Linked DNA regions of Homo sapiens: region 1 is linked to region 2. The links are chromatin contacts, found by Hi-C or POLR2A ChIA-PET in ENCODE. All regions are on one chromosome and are shown on one strand. Each heading gives the region's core, a stretch centred on a gene start or an enhancer-like site at or near the end of the contact. The rest is flanking DNA. Distances are from core to core; before and after follow the strand shown.

Evidence for each region. Hi-C counts contacts between places; a loop is a spot of excess contacts on that map. ChIA-PET counts read pairs that join two places held with the same protein, here RNA polymerase II (POLR2A). Pooled maps may share reads with other maps.
Region 1: a loop to region 2 is called in a pooled map, with 4 times the contacts of the local background. The contact joins the enhancer-like site here to the promoter of RNF208 in region 2. A Hi-C loop is called at or near these places in 4 of 50 pooled maps. POLR2A ChIA-PET finds 5 or more read pairs at or near these places in 2 of 52 experiments (HCT116 and PC-9).

The regions. Positions count from the first base shown.
Region 1 is chr9:136,900,767-136,907,625 of GRCh38, forward strand. The region is part of intron 4 of TRAF2 (TNF receptor associated factor 2); the gene reads left to right. Among named protein-coding and RNA genes, the nearest start is that of MIR4479, 17 kb to the left of the region's middle. RefSeq lists enhancers at 1,017-1,336, 1,567-2,026. Within about 2 kb of position 1,850, at least 35 of the 41 ENCODE cell types and tissues checked have a DNase peak (open chromatin) inside an H3K27ac peak, as active enhancers do; they include HCT116 and PC-9, where a contact is called at or near this core.
Region 2 is chr9:137,219,501-137,226,451 of GRCh38, forward strand. RNF208 (ring finger protein 208) reads right to left here and starts at 2,740. Exons shown (of 2, transcript NM_031297.7): 1 at 2,489-2,740; 2 at 759-2,238. The coding sequence starts at 1,712. The coding sequence ends at 927. It overlaps CYSRT1 (cysteine rich tail 1), which reads left to right and starts at 5,674. Exons shown (of 2, transcript NM_199001.5): 1 at 5,674-5,733; 2 at 6,114-6,815. The coding sequence starts at 6,122. The coding sequence ends at 6,556. RefSeq lists silencers at 2,293-2,342, 3,283-3,332, 3,643-3,992.

The DNA.
Region 1 (6,859 bases), core at 600-3,099, 320 kb before region 2:
TCTGTGCCTCAGGTTTCTTGTCTGTCGATGGGGGTGCAGGATCCCACCATCGTGGGGTGGCTGTGAGGGTTGGAGGTGCCTGTGTGAGCCCTGGGAATGCCATGGTTATCTGAGCAGTAGCATTTCCTGGGAATGAAGGGGAGATCGCTGTGCACCAGGACCTGCAGCTTTCAAGTTTGGTGGGGGTTTTTGTTGTGTCTCTTGTATCCACAAAGGATTGCTTATTTTGAATTGTGTTGACACTGGAAATTGCAGAAATAATGGACACACTTGTCCTGTGGTCACAGCAACATAGGCAGTGGCCCGCACTTCACTTGGCTGTGGTTTGTCCCTGTGTGCTGGGCGAGCCGTGCACGCCTTCCTGCACTGGGGATTTCAGTGTGATTCTCACGTCACCTTTTAGGCATTTGGAAACTTCACCTGTAGTGTAGAGGCCAGGAGGTGCCGAGAGAGCTCGTCGAGGCCACTACAGCTCGCCAAGTTATGCAGTCTTCCTTCTTGTAATGAATGCCCTTTAAGAGGTTTCTCTCTGGGATCCTTGTACAGGATTCCTGGAGTAACACTGTCCACAGAGCCCAAAGGTAGAGGCAGCCCAGTGTCTGCGGATGAATGGATAAACACGGGAAGTGTGATCTGTGCACACAGTGGGATATGATTCAGCCTTAAAAAGGAAGGCGATTCGGACACACACACCCCAGGGATGAACTCTGAGGACAGTGTGCTGAGTGACATGAGCCAGTTACCAAAGGACAGATCCTCTGTGATTCCACTTAGGGGCCACCCTTAGAGTCATCAGATCCATGGGTACAGGAAGTAGAATGGAGGAGACAGGGGTCATTGTTCAGTGAGTACCGAGTCATACATTGGAATGAGGCAGTACCTTGATGCCATCCAATCCAGCCCCAGGTTGGTGAGGCTGTGAGGGCTGTTTGCTCAGAATCCTGGCTTTCTGCACTTAGGGGAGCTTCCTGCCCGGGCCAGAGCTGGGATCTCCTGCTCAGCCGGACCCTGGGGTGTTACCGGCTGGGTTGGAATTGGACCTGCATTACTGTGTGTTTCTCCTCTCCTGCTCCCCGCCCTGTGAGCCTGGCCACGCCTCCCTCTTCTCCTCGCCCACTCCCCACCCTGTGAGCCTGGCCACACCTCCCACGATCTTTTGACAGACTCTGCTTTGTGGTCTTTGGGCTCCAAGTTTCGTTTTTTCAGAAGAACTGCCCCAGCTGTGTCTGGGGTGAACAAGATGTGCTTTCCTCCCTAGCACGGGGATTGCGTCCTGGACACGGAGCGGTAGCTCCAGGGCACTGCCCTAGAGTGAGACTCCTACCTCTGTGGGCAGAGATGCCAGACCGCCCTCAGCCACGACGTGCGATGCAAAGCTTTCTAGGCTCCTGTGTGGCTCTGCCGCACAAACGGCTGTGGCGCATGGCATTGTACCCCCCACTCCCTGCTCCTTGAAAGAGATGCAGCTTGGTCATTGCCCAGTGCTGTCTGCAAGGGAGATGGCTCCCTGGGGAGGTGGCCCAGGGTCAGGGTCTCCCTGGGAGGGTTGGGGTACCAGCTGGCTGCAGGGAGTAGGGGTGCTATGCGCCATGCCACCCTTTGAGAGGACTGAGGAGTGTCTGGGGGACAGGTGGGATAATAGTTTCCAGCTCTGCACTGGACCCTGAGTCCTCTGGGGTCTCTGCCACCTCCAGGCTCATGGGATGCCACATTGACAATTATGAGGGCCTCCGGCTGAGGGCCAAGGACTATAGCCAGCCCCTGGCCTGGGGCGCCACGCGGTCCTGCAGGCACGCAGGGTGGAAAGTCCCTGGCTGCACCTTTGAGAGCTCTGGAAAGTCCCTGAGAGGAGCCGGGTTTGGTCATGTGGGAGGGGCGGGCACTGCTCTGGAATAACTTGGCTGTGGCCTTTGATTTTGTTGATAAAACCTCTCACTGGCTGTAAATGTCACACATGGGGACGGAAATCAACCCGTCTATACAGTTGGGAGCCGCTCTGCCCCTCGGAGCCGCCTCTCTTTGCTCTCCGGGTGCTCGGAGTGTGCTGCTAGTTGGGGCCTTATTGTAAACACAGTACGGAGGCTAAGGCTGCCTTTCCTCCTTGATGGTCGGAACTTTATTGGAAAAGGGGAAAATCCTGCTTAGCTTTTGAATGTTTGTCCTTTGCAATGATGCCTTTCTAGGAACTGAATGATTTTATTTATTTATTTTTATTTTTTTGAGACGGTCTTGCTCTGTTGTCCAGGCTAGAGTGCAGTGGCGTGACCTCGGCTCACTGCAGCCTCCACCTCCCAGGTTCAAGTGATTCTTCTGCCTCAGCCTACAGGCGCCTGCCACCACATCCGGCTAATTTTTTATATTTCTAGTAGAGATGGGGTTTTACCACGTTGGCCAGGCTGGTCTTGAACTCCTTACCTCAAGTGATCCATCCACCTTGGCCTCCCAAAGTGCTGAGATTCCTGGCATAAGCCACTGCACCTGGCCAAATCGAATAATTTTAAAACTTTAGGTAAATGTTGATGGAGTGCTTGCTGAGTGCCAATAGCAGAACTGAATTCCCCAGTGGGCCCCTGAGCTACTCGTTCTGGCAGCTGGATGCGGGGGTGCGGGGAGACTTTCCAGAGAGGACATAGGCTGGCTGCACGAGCAGCGGAAAGGCCAGGAAAAGCCAAGTATGCTCGGCCTCATGGACATTCTAGTGACATTCAGAGGGATGACGACTGTATTTGCGTCAAATGTGTAGTTTGAATTCTGGCTGAATAAATATTGATTTTTTTTTTTTTAAACTGTGTCTGCTGTGGGTGGGGAGAAGACTGAGACAGATGGTGCTGGTGTAGATGTATCTGCTGCAGGACAACCCTGGTCCCACTGGAGATTTCAAGTACCGAGTGCCAAGAGAAAGGTTTTTTTTGTTTGTTTGTTTGTTGTTTTTTGCGATGGAGTCTCACTCTGTCACCCAGACTGGAGTGCAGTGGTGCGATCTCGGCTCACTGCAAGCTCCGCCTCCCGGGTTCACACCATTCTTCCTGCCTCAGCCTCCTGAGTAGCTGGGACTACAGGCGCCCCCACCACTCCCGGCTAATTTTTTTGTATTTTTAGTAGAGATGGGGTTTCACCATGTTAGCCAGGATGGTCTCGATCTCCTGACCTCGTGATCCGCCTGCCTCGGCCTCCCAAAGTGCTGGGATTACAGGCGTGAGCCACCGCGCCCAGCCAAGAAAGATTTTATTTTTGACATTTCGAGCATGCAGCGCATCTGAGCAGTGAGGCTGAGAGTAGAGGTGTGCCGCTGCCCCACAGGCCTACATGCTGCCCCGCAGCACCTGCCAGCCTTCGCCAGCCTACTTTCAGCCCTTCAACCCCCCACACACATTTTTTTCTTTTCTGGCTTATTTTAAAGCAAATGAAGATGTCATATCATTTCACCTATGAGCATTTTATTACTATTATTTTTAGAAATAGAGTCTCGCTCTGTTGCCTAGGCTAGCGTGTAGTGGTGGGATCATAGCTCACTGCAGCCTCAAACTCCTGGGCTCAAGTGATCCTCCCACCTTGGTCTCCTAAAGTGCTGGGATTACAGGTGGGAACCCACTGTGCCCGGCCATTTTACTATGTTTTAAAGAACAGTCTTTTTTATTTTTATTTTTTTATTTATTTGAGATGGAGTCTCACTCTGTCGCCCAGGCTGGAGTGCAGTGGCACGATCCCGGCTCACTGCAAGCTCCACCTCCCACGTTCACGCCATTCTTCTGCCTCAGCCTCCCGAGTAGCTAGGACTACAGGCGCTCACCACCACTCTCGGCTAATTTTTTTTGTATTTTTAGTAGAGACGGGGTTTCACTGTGTTAGCCAGGATGGTCTCAATCTCCTGAGCTCGTGATCCACCCGCCTCGGCCTCCCAAAGTGCTGGGATTACAAGGCGTTAGCCACCGCGCCTGGCCTAAAGAACAGTCTTTTAATTAAATCTAAGAACATTGACTATTTGTGCTTTCGTTTTTAGGTTTCATAAGCCAGAATAGTTGCTGAGGCTCCTCTTTGATTCAGCTTGATGGTGGCTTGTTACACACTAGTGTGGCCGAGGGCTGGGTCCTGTCCCGTCAGTGGGTAGCAGAGTGCAAGGCGCTGTTGGGTTCAGGGAGTTGGTTCCTTTAGCAGGCTTAGCTTGGGCCAGTGCCGCTGGAGGTCTTGGAGGGCTGGGCCCATGTTCCCTGGGGCGCCTCTAAGGAGTAGTTGCTGTGCCTGTGTGAAGGTTTGGGAGGAACACTCCCTGGGGAGGTTGAATGGAAGCCAGCCCAAGTGCCTGTGCTGTCCAGAGCAGGGTCTCCCCTCTTGGGGGAAGTAGCATTAACCTTTCCTGAGTCACTTGGGGCTCCTGAGCTGTAGCCAGCTCTCTATGGAGCTGCTGACCCCCACTCCCCACCCCATGAAGGGCCCCGCAGCCAGGTCCTCTGCTGCCCTGGCCTCTCAGGAACCTTCCTCTCAGCACATTGTCCTCCTCTCTCCGGGTTGTGCCCATCGGTACAGAATATGCTCTAGTCTCTCCTGTCTCAAAACTTAGTGTTGTGCTCAGTGAGCTAAGCTAGGCACAAGAAGATAAAGACTGCGTGAATTCACTGACAGAGTCCCCGGAGTGGTCAAATTGAGAGCCAATAGATGGTGCTGGGGGCTGGAGCAGGGGAATGGGGAGTTAGGGTTTAACAGGGACAGGGTTTCAGGTTTCTACAATGGGAAAGCGTGATGGAGGTAGATGGTGGTGATGGTTACATAACATCAGTGAAATGTACTTAATACCACAGAACTGTGCACTTGAAAATGGTTAAGATGATACATTTTATGTTTATCATGATTGAAGAAACAGCAGATTTTCAACTTCCTGTTCCTTTGACTTCCATTCCCTTTCTCTGTTCCCAGTCATAGCAGACTTCTCCCAAAAGACGTGTTTAACTCTGGCCAGGCACAGGGGCTCATGCCTGTAATCCCAGTACTTTGGGAGGCTTAGGTGGGCAGATTGCTTGAGCTCAGGAGTTCAAGACCAGCCTGGGTAAGATGGCTCTACCGCCGGGCGCGGTGGCTCACACCTGTAATCCCAGCACTTTGGGAGGCCAAGGCAGGTGAATCACGAGGTCAGGAGATTGAGACCATCCTGGCTAACACGGTGAAACCCTGTCTGTACTAAAAATACAAAAAAATTAGCCGGGTGTGGTGGCGGGCGCCCGTAGTCCCAGCTACTCAGGAGGCTGAGGCAGAAGAATGGCGTGAACCCAGGAGGTGGAGGTTGCTGGTTGCAGTGAGCCGAGATCGCGCCACTGCACGACAGAGCAAGATTCCATCTCAAAACAAAAACAAAAAACCAAGATGGCTCTGCCAAAAATACAAAGAAATTTAGCTGGGTGTGGTGGTGCGTGCCTGTATTCCTATAGTCCCAGCTATGTGGGTGCTGATGTCGAGGCTGCAGTGACCTGTATTCTTACCCCTGCACTCCAGCCTAGGTAACTGTATCAGTCCATTTTCATACTACTATAAAGAAATACCCGAGACTTGGGTAGTTTATAAAGAAAAAGAGGTTGAATGGACTCATAGTTCCATGTGCCTGGGGAGGCCTCACAATCATGGAGGAAGGCAAAGGAGGAGAAAGGCACGTCTCACATGGCAGCAGGCAAGAGAGCATGTGCAGGGGAACTGCCCTTTATCAAACCATCAGATCCCATGAGACTTACTATCACGAGAGCAGCACGGGAAAAACCCACCCCATGATTCAATGACCTCCCACCAGGCCCCTCCCACAACACATGGGGATTATGGGAGTTGCAATTCAAGATGAGATTTGGGTGGGGACACAGCCAAACCATATCAGTGACAAAGTGAGACCCTGTCTCAAAAAACAAAACAAAACAAAAAGCCCTGTTTAGTTTTATTTCTGTACCTCACCAGCCCCTTATGGAGGCAGGTGGGACCTCCTGTGGCTTGGGCCAGAGGCCTGAGAGTCCTTCTTGACTTCTCTGTGTTCCTGTAAGCGGCACGTTCAGTCTGCCGGCAGGTCCACGTGGCTCCCCAGACACATCCTGAATCCGGCCCTCTCTCCCGTTACACTAGCACCTTTGTAGTGCCTGCCACCCCGTTCTTCCTCCTGTGACTGCTGCGGCTTCCCAACCTTAGAGTCTGTGAGAGGTGCAGCTGCCAGGCAGTCCTGGAAGGGTTCAGCCACATCCCGTCACCTTGCTGTCCTGACCCCTCACATTCGGGCAGAGCCCTCAAGACGGTCGGGGAAGCCCTGCCTGGGGCAGCAGTGGGCTGGAGAGGTGGCTGGGTTCTGCATCCTACATTCTTGATTCTTCCTGGCCTGGGTGTGGCGAGGAGCTGGCACCGCCTCCCTTCCCTCTGTGTCCTTTTCCCTTGCCACCCTGGCCATCTGTGGACGTCCACAGTCCTCTGCCTCGCCTGACGCTTAGCCTGCGGCACCGGCTCCCGCTTCCCTAGTCTGCAGTCTGCATCTTGTGGCACCTTCCCCGGCCCTGCCTCCACTGCCTGCCTTCCCTGGTGTTCTGGCACTGGTGGTCACTACCAGGTTGTCAGCTCCAGGAGGGCAGGGCCTCTGCCCAGCTCCTGGGTGGCTCAGTGTGTGGGAACGTGTAGGTGCCTGAGTGACCTTCCTGTGTGTCACTGGCCCTCGCCTGTCTTCCTCGCAGCTTCGGCCCTTTCAGATGCGTGTGCTGTGCAGCTAGACCCAGCTCCTGGCACCTTGGCCTGGTGGGCTTGTGCCTCAGGCCTTTGCTGGCTTCCTGGTGCTGGAGGCAGAGGCCAGCTGCCCGCATGCTATCTCCCGTGCGTGTTCCCTACCTCTTCACACCTCCCACCTGCA
Region 2 (6,951 bases), core at 1,490-3,989:
CTCCACCTCCCGAGTTCAAGCAATTCTTTTGCCTCACCCTCCTGAATAGCTGGGATTACAGACATGCACCACCACACCTGGATAATTTTTTTTGTATTTTTAGTAGAGAAGAGGTTTCACCACGTTGGCCAGCCTGGTTTTGAACTCCTGACCTCAGGTGATCCATCCGCCTTGGCCTCCCAAAGTGCTGGGATTACAGGCGTGAGACACCGCACCCAGCCTGGGGCGGGCTCTTCCTCCCACCCAAGTGGTCCAGGTGCCAGACAGGAGGCGCTGGGTCCTTATTCCCCTACCACCATTTCAGCCAGTCTTTGTCCCTAACTCCTGCACATGCCCAAAGGCTACTCCCACACAACCCTGGAAGACCCAGGTGGGTGCTCAGGTCCAGATGGGCACCAGGAGGGAAATCAACTGAGTTGTCCCCCACACAGGCACCCCCACACCATTGAAAATGTCCTCTCTGCCCAGCTGGGGTGTCTCTGCACACCCACCAGGTAGTCCTGCCAGGCGCACACAAGCAGCCCACTCTGTACGTGTGGGGGTTTGCACCGACACAGCCCACCCGGCCCTCCTGAGCTGCATGCACAGCCCAGCCTGGCCCCCAGTGCGCAGGGCAGGCCCAACCCGAGCAGCGCTGGGCCTCTCTCTGGCAGCTCCAAGCTGGGCCCTCTCTGGGTTGCAGCCCTGGGTGCCCACCCTAGGCCCAGGCCTGAGCACAGCCCACAGGAGCAAGCTTCAGTCCAGGAACAGGTGCAAACTTTGGCAAAGAGTTTTAATGGCAAAGTTGGCTGCAGCGACAATGCCACTCGGGGTGGGGCCGGAAGCCATGGTGGGGAAGGAAGGGTCAGCGGGCGGCAGGGCAGGGCCGGGTCCCTGAAGAAGCAGCGAGCGAGGCTCAGCGGGCAGTGGCGGGCAGGCAGGCGCTACTACATGATGGAGCAGGCGGACAGTGGGTTCCGCACGTGGCAGGTGCACGCGGCCCCACAGTACTGCCGGAAGGTCTGGTAGCAGCTGCCCTCGGGCTCAGCCCCCCACTGACCCCCGGATGGGGCCGTCAGCGCCTCAGGCGGCAGGCGGCTCAGGATGGACGTGTTGACAGCCAGCGCGGCCAGGCCGTAGTCGGTGAAGAGCACAGTCTCACGGCGGCAGGTGGGGCAGGAGATGAACTTGTACTTGGGGCAGGACTCGTAGAGAATCTGCAGGCACTGCTCACACACAGAGTGCAGGCAGGACAGCACGCGGGGCCTCCGCTGGGTGACATTGTAGGAGTGCCCACAGGTGGGGCACTCCAGGGGCTCGCCTGCCGCCGCCGAAGAAGCCGCCGAGGCCGAGGGGCCAGGCCGAATCACGTACTGATTCACAATGACCTCATCCTCTGGGGCCACGCGGGGAAAGCCCAGCTCCGAGCTTCCCTTACGGGGCCGCCGTGGCAGTGGCGGGGTATGGGGTGCCCCTTCCAAGGCAGGCATGTCCCCCCCACAGGCCTGGTTGACAATGATCTCTGTGTCTGAGGGCCAGGCACGCTTGGGTGCCAGAGTTGGGGTGGGCCGGGGAGCAGGCGGGAAGCAGGGGGCAGCCGGTAGCTCAGGGAACTTTTCAGGGTGGACAATCTTCATGGCCTCCATCTTGAGGATGACATGGGGACCCTTCAGGCAGGACATGAGGAGGCCCGGCCAGCCACTGCCCGCCTCGGGCCCGGGGTCAGAGGGCATCCGGCTGTCTCCAGTCAGACTGGATGTTCGGGTGGGTGGGGGCGTTGTGTGGGGCTGGGGGGCAGGTGACAGGGCAGCATCCTGGTCCCGCCAGGCCTGGGGGGGGCCCCGGACGGCCCGTGGACTCCTAGGGACAGCCGGCGAGAGTTGGGGGTGCAGGGCCCCCCCCAGTGGCCACAGTGGCTTCTCTGGTCCAGTCCTGGGAGGAGGAGGAAGGGGTGGGGGAGGGGGAGGCAGGCGGGGGCAGGGAGGGGTGGGAGGCTGCCCTGGGCTGGGGGTCTGGCCCAGGGTCTCACCCAGGGTCTCTGGCTGCTGAGGCTGGCGAGGGGGCGCGGGGGGGGCTCCCCCTGCAGCCGAGGTCAGCAGGCCGCGGGCCGGGACATCGGGGCAGGCAGGGGCTGGGTGGGCCCCATGGCTCCAGGACAGGGCGCCCAGGGAAGGCAGCTAGCCGAAGCGCTGGCTGCAGGAGGACCGGGGCGGCAGGCTCCGCGGCAGGAGCAGAGGCGAGGCCTGGGCCAGGCCTGAGCTGCAGGTGAGAGACGGCATGAGGGCAGTGCCCCGGCCACCCCCACCCTAGCCCTCGCCCTGCACAAAGGACCGGGCGCCCGACCTCTGACCCTGACCTCAGCCGTGGGATCCCGACCTCCGCGGGCCTCAGAACCCAACCCCCTCCCCGGTCCCCGCCTCCAAGGCCAGACGCACCTTCCCGAGGGCCGACCCCCGTCGCGTGGGGAGGGGCGCTGAGTCCGCCCCCGGCCCCCGCCCCCTGCGCTCACCTGCCCCAGCCTGGCGTCCCGGCCGCGCGCCGCCGCCGCAGAGGTTGTCTCAAAGGCAGGCCCGGACGCGGCGCCCGCGCCTCGGCCCGGCAGCTCGGGGGGCTCCGGCGGCTCCGGCGGCGGCCGCAGCGACCTCAGGCGATGGCGGGGCCCGGGCGGCACCGAGGGGCGCGGGCGCGGGCGTGGGGCGCGGGGCGCGGGTTTCGGCACGGCGGCGACGGCGGCAGGTGCGTGCGGAGCGTGGCGCGCTCTGCGGCGGAGGCGCGGGGACCGCAGTGCGCGCGGCGCCCGCCCGCGCCCGCAGCGCCACCCCCCGTCTGGGGACCCGCGCGGGGTCCGCGGGGCGGGGCCAGCCTCCCGGCCGCCCCTCGGTCCGCTCCCGGCGTCGCTCTCGCCCGCGGACTGCGTGGGGGGCAGGACCCCCGCGTCGCCCCCAGTTCTCTCCAGGCTGATCCTGGGTCCTGGTCAAGCCCCCGCCCCCCCAGATTCAGGAGGAGAATCCGGCTGTTCTCCTCCCTCACAGTAGGAGGCCTCAGGACTCTGGAGTGAGAGGGAGGGGACCTGCGCGGAGGATCCCAGGGGAGCTGGTTCCAGGGCCCACCGGTGCCTTCCCCCGTCCCCGGCCCCCCGCCCCATGGGAAGGCCCCGAGTCCTCCAGCTCCGCCTGTGCCCGGTGCCGTAGCTCAGATAGATCGCTGTGACTCTAAGGGGCAAGAGCGGGGCGGGCGGAGCGGATCAGAAGGCCGAGGCCGGTGGACGGACGGGTCCGGTGGGAGTGCGCGAAGGACAGGCTGGCAGCCCAGTGCGGGGTGGAGGCGGCCCTGAGGACCGCACCTGCCCGGACAGGGTGGCCCCTGGCACTCCAGCGCGCAGGCCCGGGCCTCTCCGCTTCCTCACCCGGGGCTTCCCTGCCCTCCTGGGTCCGCCTTCTGCCTGTGGAGCCCTCGGGCTTGCTGGTCACCGTGAGGCAGGGGACCAGGGCTTCGAGGGCCTCCGCTGCCACGCTGTGACCAGCTCTGGCCCCGCACCTGGCCCTGGACATCCTGGCCTCCTTCAGCTCCTCTCTCCGCTGGACTGGCCAGACCGCACCTGCTCTAGGCAGAGCCCCAGGGCCTGCAGAGTGCTGAGCCCAGAGGGGACGGTGCCGCTGGTGCGGGAGCTCGCGTGGGCAAAACAGGCTGGAGGAGCAGCCCTGCGCATAGGGTCTGGCTTGGCCCCTCTGTGGGGCCTCGGGCGAGTGTCACTCAGAAGAGCAATAGGGAGAGGTGTGCGGGTGACAGGGGCGCTGCTGGAGGGGTCCTTACGGGGCCCTGGCAAGATGGTGGGGCAACTGAGGCAGCCTGGGCCTGGGGAGGGCCGGGAGCCCAGCTCCGCCGCAGACTCTGCTCACCGACCCGGCGTGCGCCCGAGGAAGCACCAGGCCGCAGGCCCCGCCCCCTCAGCGAGACCCCACCCCGTAGGGGATGAGATCCCGCCCCCGCCACGAGGCCCCGCCCCCCAGGCCAGGCCTTTTCAGACCCGCCATTCAGAGCTGGAGAACCCCAAGCCGAGTATTGGTCACATCCGAACCGGGTCTTTCGGGAAACCCCGGAGCGCGTGGGCTTCTGGGCAATAATATTTCCACGGCCGGTTCCTGCCTTGTTTGCGCATGCGCCATAGGCGCCACTCAAGTGGCAGGCAGGGAGGTGGGCGGGACTTCCGGCGCCTGCGCAGTGGACTTCCGTCGCCGGCCTCTCAAGTTTTGGGTCCCCAGGAGCACCCAGTTCTCCCCAAATCGGGGCCGGGTTGCCTGAACTCATGTCCCGACCGGTCTGACTGGCCCTACACAGGCCACGTCTGACTGGAACCCGCCCTTCCTGGTGCTCCCCTGGGCCCCAAGGGCCCCACTGCCGTGGGTCGTCCCCGCGGCACTCGCCAGTGCCCGCTGCACCCCTGCCTGCGCCGGTGCAGATGGAGCCTGGGTTCGGCTGGAGGCGGGGGGCCCAAGGTGGGGACGCTGGGGGGGCGCGTGTGGCCCCCACGCCCGCCAGCCAGAGGGTAACTGCAGTTTGAGAAATGAGCTAAAAATGTCAGTAGTGTCTAAAGCCCGTGTCACTGATTGTAAGATAAGACCTGTGACAAAACGTGCAAATCAAACATTTTTTATCAGTGAAAAAAGCAGAAAAGCCACTGGGCACGCTGGCTCACGCCTGGAATCCAGCACTTTGGGAGGTGGAGGCAGGCGGATCACTTCAGTCCAGGAGTTTGAGATGAGCCTAGGCAACATAGTGAGACCTACATCTCTATAAAGAATTAGCCGGCGTGGTGGTGCACCTGTAGTCCTTCCAGCTACTCAAGAGGCTGAGGTGGGAGGATCACTAGAGCCCAGGAGGTTGAGGCCGCAGTGAGCCAGATCATGCCACTGCACCCCAGCCTGGATGGCAGAGTGAGACCCTGTCTCAAAAATCGGCCGGGCGCGGTGGCTCACGCCTGTAATCCCAGCATTTTGGGAGGCCAAGGCAGGCGGATCACCTGAGGTCAGGAGTTGGAGACCAGTCTGGCCAACATGGTGAAACCCTGTTTCTACTAAAAATACAAAAAATTAGCCAGGCGTGGTGGTGGTTGCCTGTAATCCCAGCTACTCGGGAGGCTGAAGCAGGAGAATCGCTTGAACCCGGGAGGCAGAGGTTGCAGTGAGCCGAGATCGCGCAGCTGCACTCCAGCCTGGGCAACAGAGCAAGACTCCATCTCAGAAAAGAAGCAGAAAGCCTCCAAGAGCCAATGGCTCTCAAGCATCTTGGTCTCTGCTAAGAAGAGGCTCAGAGGCTTAGAAGCCCTGCCTCGCCGGGGCTTTGAGGTGTGTGAGCAATGGCTGGGGACTGCAGGCCCGGGAATCTGAGGGCCTCACCCCACTTCCTTTCCAGAGCCGTGACCTCAGGCTCACCTCCTGCCCTCCTCTCAGGCAAGCTGCAGATGCCCTTTAGGGCCCAGGCCATGCCCCGGATGTGAGGGGCTGAGTCACTGGTTTGGCAGTGCCCCTCAGAGCCCAGGCCTGGGCTGCCACCCACCTGAGGACGAGGGCTGGGCCAGCTGTCGTGCTCCAGTTGCTGGGGCCTCTTGGGATCTTGGGAACCCCATCTCTGAGCCCCGCCCCATGGCCCCGCCCCTCCCAAGGAGGGAAAAGGCGGCTGCCAGTCGCTCAACTCAGGCACTGGGACCTAGAGCTCAGAAGACCGAGAGGACAGACTGCCGTGTTGCCACCACAGGTAAGCCCTTGGCCGCCGGGACTGCCCTGAACTCAGGGGCACTGCAGGGTCAGCCCCCTTCTCTCCCATCTCTCAGCCTCCCCGACCCCATTCCCAGCTCCATCCCAGGACCAATGCCACCAGGGGAGGGGGAGGATCCCTGGCAGGGGTGGCAGCTGGGAGACACCGGCCCTTGCTGCTTGCTCACACTTGGCTCACACCCATGACACTAGCCTTGCACACACATTTGGAGGTGATGGCACCCCGGCACTGATGCCTTGGGGATGCTGAGCTTGGACGAGGCACGCTGCTCCTGGTGGGGGCTTTCCTGGGCCGCAGGCTCGTGGGCAGCCATCCCACTCCACTGAGTTCATGTCTGTCTTCTCTGCCCACCCCTGCAGGCTGGACCATGGACCCCCAAGAGATGGTCGTCAAGAACCCATATGCCCACATCAGCATCCCCCGGGCTCACCTGCGGCCTGACCTGGGGCAGCAGTTAGAGGTGGCTTCCACCTGTTCCTCATCCTCGGAGATGCAGCCCCTGCCAGTGGGGCCCTGTGCCCCAGAGCCAACCCACCTCTTGCAGCCGACCGAGGTCCCAGGGCCCAAGGGCGCCAAGGGTAACCAGGGGGCTGCCCCCATCCAGAACCAGCAGGCCTGGCAGCAGCCTGGCAACCCCTACAGCAGCAGTCAGCGCCAGGCCGGACTGACCTACGCTGGCCCTCCGCCCGCGGGGCGCGGGGATGACATCGCCCACCACTGCTGCTGCTGCCCCTGCTGCCACTGCTGCCACTGCCCCCCCTTCTGCCGCTGCCACAGCTGCTGCTGCTGTGTCATCTCCTAGCCCAGCCCACCCTGCCAGGGCCAGGACCCAGACTTCAGCAAATGTGGCTCACACAGTGCCGGGACATGCCGGGACATGCGGGGTGGCTGTTGTCATGGGCGTCTGCCCCTTCACACCAGGCACTGGGGCTCAGACCCACCAGGAAGGTGGCCGTTCAGCCCGAGCTCCTGAAACGGAATCCCAGGTCCTGGCTGGAGAGGGACACCCCTGATTACCTTAAGGCCCAGGCAATAAAGCAGGGTGATCTTCCTCCCAGCAATTCTTCTTTGCTGCAGGCTCCTTTGGGAGGGGGTTGTAGCTGGACACAGGGCATCTGCCCCTTTATGTGGACCCGAGAACACACACACACAGTCACTGTGGACACTGCAAGGACAGGGATGCCACTGCCTCATGAC